Regions from separate parts of the Homo sapiens genome. Here region 1 is linked to region 2. A link is a loop called in an ENCODE intact Hi-C map of the cell type or tissue named here. Cell type or tissue: endothelial cell of umbilical vein. All regions are shown on one strand. Links, peaks and the distances in the headings refer to the core of each region. The heading gives the core; the rest is flanking DNA. Region 1 overlaps SLC7A11 (solute carrier family 7 member 11). Region 2 overlaps LINC00616 (long intergenic non-protein coding RNA 616).

Region 1 (2,819 bases), core at 225-2,724, 120 kb after region 2:
ATATCTATCTTAATCACAGTTTTACCTCCAGTGTTTAGAACAGTGTCTATCATATAGTGGAAACCCAATATATATTGAATATATAGTGCACACGCAAATTCGGTTTAATGACCCCTGCTGTGTACAGATAGATAATATTTCTGTCCTTGAAATCTGTGTTTTACAGATTATTTCTGGCAATACTAACTTAATCTAAAGGTATAATTTTAATGGGAAGTACTTAGGAACTATGGGTATTAGTAAAAGAAGAGAAATATTTACATACTTAGATATTTTGTCCCTCCTCATGTCATTTGTTATTCTGCCTATTTAAAAGGCCAACTCAGCAATATGAGTATGTTATGACAAAGAGATATATGAACATATTTTAAAAGCTTCTAGAATACAAAGGTACTTTCCTCTGTCAACAGACACACACACACAGAGAAAAGTAGTTTTTTTTTTTAAATTAAAGTAACATTTGATTATCCGCTACCTGGGAGCAGAAATTGTGGCTGATTTCATTTTAGATCTCTTTTTATTGCCATTTACCATTCAGTAGCAGTTTGTGGAATAAATAAATTAATATATGAATATTTTATCTGTGCTACTGTAAGATATAAGCTATATTTATATGGAATGATCATGTTCATCATAATGCTAAGCAATGAGCCAAAGTTACACAACTAATACATGGCTGAAGACGGAGTCAAGTCCAACTGTATTAAGCTCCAAAGCCCGCCAGCCTGACAGGCCAGCAGTCAATAAGTAGTACATGCATTTGAATGCTGAGTATGTTGTACACAATATATTGTAACTTTAAACTTTCAATTACTTATTCAAAAATAATTTAATATATGCCAAAAAAAGGGCACTGACCTAAGTAGTATATGGGTTACAAAAAGATCTTATCTTTGTATGCTTGAAATGTTGGCAGTTTTAAAAGGGAAACAAAATATAGACACCTAAAATATTAAGGAAGAATAGAAGGTATCATGCTCAATGCCAAATGTGAAGCAGAGATAGAATTTTCAGAAGAATTTAGAGATGAAAGAAATAACATAAATTAGAATAAACAGGAAATTAATTGTGGGAAAGAAAGGATTTAAGATGACCTTTGAAGAGCAGATAAGATTGAGATAACCAAAAGGAATAGAAGTGCATTCCTGATAGAGGAATTTCAGGAAAGGAAAAAAATACTTATTATTATTTCATTATAACAATTTTAAATAATGCAGAGTGTTTAAAATGAAAAAGCCTTCATGAAGCATATACTACTTTGAAGATCTTTTTTTGGTTAAAAAAAAAAAGACTTCTAACACTGTAAAACTCATGATTAGTGTTGTCAATACTTACTAGCACTGTATTTGGCACTTAGCCATAAAAGCTCACATGAACTCTCAATCACATATGTTTGATAAGTTTGATAAGAGCAAGTTTCCCTAGTAATATCCATTAAATTCTGTAATCAGACTGTGCACATCACATTTTATCAAAGTAGTTAGCCTTAAGGAACTGTGATACTCTGAAATGCTCATATGACATCATAAGCTTCCCACAAAGTCGAAGGAAATTTGCTATTCAGAGTGACTTAGCACTATTCAGTGTGATTTTAAACCAAGACAAGCAGGAATGTAAACACATTGTTACAACAATAAAATCAAAAAAGACTTTTGGAACTGTAGTTCCTAATCTGTTTAATATAAGGAAATGAGTCATTTGACTCTGTCATGCAAACTCTGTTTTTTATGAAGTATAAGACTTGGTGACCAACTAAGTTGTGAGGCACAGAAGTGTCTTGGTCACAATGACTAAGTAAAGTTAAATGCCTTAATGATATAATCTACAATAAGAGAAAACTTCAATATTTAATTTGGTCTAGTTGGTCAAAAGGTATCCAGGTGAATTTTCATGTTCATATTCTTTCAAGTAAGCATCTTTCTCCTGGAAGTGTCAAAGAGAATAGCTGAGGGTCAAAGAAAGGTAGATATTTCTAAAAGTTTGGCATTGCTGGTGAACTGCTTGTCAGTGATAAAATTGCATTAAAAATATCTTAATTCAGAAAGGTACTTTATCACAGGCTTTATATCCTGAGGTAGACATGTTTATCATGTAGTCACATGACATGCATGTGTCTAACCAGTTAAAAATAATCAAGGTGATTCATAAGAATGAATTGGTTTATTTTTTCTTAATTCTTTCTACTATGCTCTTACCGTATTATGAGGAGTTCCACCCAGACTCGTACAAAAGCTGGTAATGGACCAAAGACTTCCAAAATATATGTGTAATGACCTCCAGATTTCTTTATAGTTGTTCCCAATTCAGCATAAGACAAAGCTCCTGTGAAATATTTGTCACAAAATGGTACCAATTTAATACATTTTCAAGACACCCAGCATTAGAATAGATACAATAATGTTTATATGTTGCCTGAGATGTAACTGCCTCCTTTGGTCTGAATGGCATCCTTACTCAAGACAAATAACCATCATCTAATTGCTAAGACCCGCCAAGTTCCTTTTCTAACATCCTCACAGTTGAGATTTAGTGTATTCTATTTGAACACTATAATTTTACTTGAAATGACAAAGATACATGTCTGCAACAATATCATGTGTTCCAGAATTTTGAGCTGAAAACCTGGAAATAGGGGAAAAAGAGGAGAGAGATGTCAATAATATTGACCTATTTTTAGAAGAACACAACCTCACACCAAGACAAGGCATTAGTCCAAATGTTTGAGTTAGCTTTTAAGTTTTTTGAGTTATTTTTTGAGAACCCTTTTAATAAATTATGTTTCTGTGGAAAATCAAAATGAACAAGCTGTATCCACTCTT
Region 2 (2,819 bases), core at 310-2,809:
CATCCTTAGCCTCTAGAGGTTTATGGTTAAGGGAACAAATTAATAATGCTTACGAAACAGACCCAGACTTGGGAGTGTCCAGATATCCTGCTATCTGGAGAACAAAGGCATTCATAGTTTTGCTTTAAAGATAATAGTATCAATTATTGCAAAATATAGTAATTAATAAAATTAATCCTTTATCACAAACTCTTGTAGCAGAGCACATCTCCCCAAGATCTATTTTTATCCTATGTATATATATACATATATATACAAGCATTGTAACTAGGGTGGACACGTTCCTCCTCTTACTTTCAGGAACGTCCTATTCTGTCTATGGAGTAGCTGTCCTTTCACCACTTTACTTTCATTTATTTAATTAATTTTGTTTTGTTTTGTTTGTTTGTTTGTTTTTTTGAGACAGAGTCTAGCTCTGTTGCCCAGGCTGGAGTGCAGTGGCATGATCTCGGCTCACTGTAACCTTCGCCTCCTTGTTCAAGCAATTCTCCTGCCTCAGCCTCCCGAGTAGCTGGGATTACAGGTGCACACCACCATGCCTGGCTAATTTTTGTTTTTTTAGTAGACTTGGGGTTTTCCATGCCAGGCTAGTTTCGAACTCCTGACTTCAAGTGATCTGTCACCTTGGCCTCCCAAAGTGCTAGGATTACAGGCATGAGCCACCATGTCTGGCCCACTTTACTTTCTTAATAAACTTGCTTTTGCTTTGCACTGTAGACTTGCCCTGAATTCTTTCTTGCATGAGATCCAAGAACCTGCTCTTGGGGTCTGGATTGGGACCCCTTTCTGTAACACATATATCATTTTGCAAAAACATACTAGTATACTCACAGAATAAATTGGAATTGTTCCATCAGAGAGTATAAAATTATGGTAAATATTTTCATTTATTCTCCATATGTGTTGTACCAATTTATACTTTCTCAAGCAATATGTGAAGTTCACATTTCTCCCACATTCTTGATAAGACTGTGTATCAAACTTACATATCTTTATCAATCTTTATAGGTGAGAGATGTTATTGCAGTGTAATTTTATGTTTTATTTCTTTCATTATGATTCAAGTTCAGCACCTTTTCATATTTTAAGGGTTATGTGTATCTCTTTTTAATGAATTATCTGCTTATATAATTTTCACATTTTTCTAGTAGGTAATTAGTCTTACTCATTTATGGAAACCTTTTACATATTAAGAAAATTAGATCTGTTTTGTTTTTATATGAGTTACAATTTTTTCCAGTGTATGCTTTCTTCTTTTTGACTCTGCTACTAATAACCCTCCTTACTTTCTAGTTGTTGTAGGGGAGAAAAAATAATTTTCCCTACAATTCATATTTCTCATGTGGGACTCTCTCTAACAAAAGATACATTAATAGCAGGAAAATAAACACGTTTATTAACATGTATATTTTTATATGAGACAGCTAGGAAATGAGTAATTCTCTAGAGTAGATCTCAAAGAAAAGCATTTAAACTTCAGGCTTACATACCATTGTTCTCTGAAACAAAGAAAGAAGGATGTGGGGAAAGGCCTGGTTATGATATGACCAGGAAAAGCACCTTAAACAAAGATAAGGTTTGTTATGCAGATTTAAGTCAATATCTTCTCCAATTACTCATCTCTCTCTTCAGGGTGCAGAGAGGGAGACACCCTTACAAATAGAGATTTTCATTATAGATGTCAATTTCTCTTACAAAGGATCAACTTTTCAGAGCTGCTTTTATGTCTGCAGTTTCTCAAAATAATATGCCACAGAGGCATATTTTAGGGTTGTATATACTGGTCTCCTACAATCATATTTTGGGATGATGTGAGCCCCATCACTGCCTGTGAACTATTCATTTTGTAACCACCCAACTGGTTCTTCTTGCCTGCTGCCCAGATAAAGCTGATTTATCAAGACAAGGGAAATACAAGACAGAGTTTAATACACATAGAGCCAGCTAAACAAGAGACAAGAGTTTTATTATTACTCAAAGCAGCCTCCCAAAAATTTGGAGGCTAGGGTTTTTTAAAGCTAATTTGCGAGGGTTGAAGCTGTTCTCTTGCACTGAGTAGGTTCTTGGGTGGGGACAACAAGACCAGATGAGCCAGTTCACCAGTCTAGGTGGCGCCAGCTGATCCATCGGAATGTACTTCCTAAGAAATACCACAAACACCAAGCTTAGGTTTTACAATAGTAATGTTGTCTATAGGAGCAACTGAGGGGGTTGGTGATCTTGTGGCCTCTGGCTGCATGACTCCTGAGCTGTAATTTCTAATCTTGTGGCTAATTTGTTAGTTTTTCAAAGGCAGTCTGGTTCCCAGGCCAGGAGGGATTTTGTGTCAGGAGAAACTGTTGTCATCTTTGTTTCAAAGTTAAAGTATAAATGAAATTCCTCCAAAAGTTAGCTTGGCCTTCTCCCAGGAATGAACAAGGGCAGCTTAGAGGCTAAAAGCAAGATGAAGTTGGTTAGGTCAGATCTCTTTCACTGTCATAATTTTCTCACTGTTATAATTTTTGCAAAGGCAGGTGTAATTTATTATAGAACTCACCATACTACGTCATAATTCTTTCTACATTTGCTATCAGACTTTGAGGATCTCAAGAGCAGGTATCTTATTCAACTTTTCATGCCTCTTGTACATTAGCTTACCAGGTACTGAACATGAACCACAAATTTTTTTAATGAATTATTGTGTGCTTATTTTTTCTTTTGGGCTTAAATTCATGTTAAATTTTTAATGATTACATTGGTATTAGCTACATTTAACAGCATTTACAGCTTTGTTTTGTTGTGGCCCTACTTCTTCTTTTTCCTATTCTACTGATATTTAG

The links. Peaks named below come from ENCODE experiments on the same cell type or tissue, not always from the same donor. Only the 100,000 strongest peaks of a DNase experiment are listed, where the experiment ranks them.
Region 1: a loop joins it to region 2, with 6 times the contacts of the local background. A loop is called at or near these places in 3 of 110 quality-filtered maps.

Annotation. Positions count from the first base shown.
Region 1 is chr4:138,234,130-138,236,948 of GRCh38, forward strand. SLC7A11 (solute carrier family 7 member 11) reads right to left here. Exons shown (of 12, transcript NM_014331.4): 2 at 2,196-2,322. Among named protein-coding and RNA genes, the nearest start is that of SLC7A11, 6.8 kb to the right of the region's middle. In endothelial cell of umbilical vein, for the core only: no CTCF peak of the experiment used is centred there; a DNase peak (open chromatin) is centred at 1,552; H3K27ac peaks cover 2,500 bases.
Region 2 is chr4:138,109,520-138,112,338 of GRCh38, forward strand. The region is part of intron 3 of LINC00616 (long intergenic non-protein coding RNA 616); the gene reads right to left. The region is part of intron 3 of SLC7A11-AS1 (SLC7A11 antisense RNA 1); the gene reads left to right. Among named protein-coding and RNA genes, the nearest start is that of LINC00616, 20 kb to the right of the region's middle. In endothelial cell of umbilical vein, for the core only: no CTCF peak of the experiment used is centred there; DNase peaks (open chromatin) are centred at 1,412 and 2,162; H3K27ac peaks cover 2,500 bases.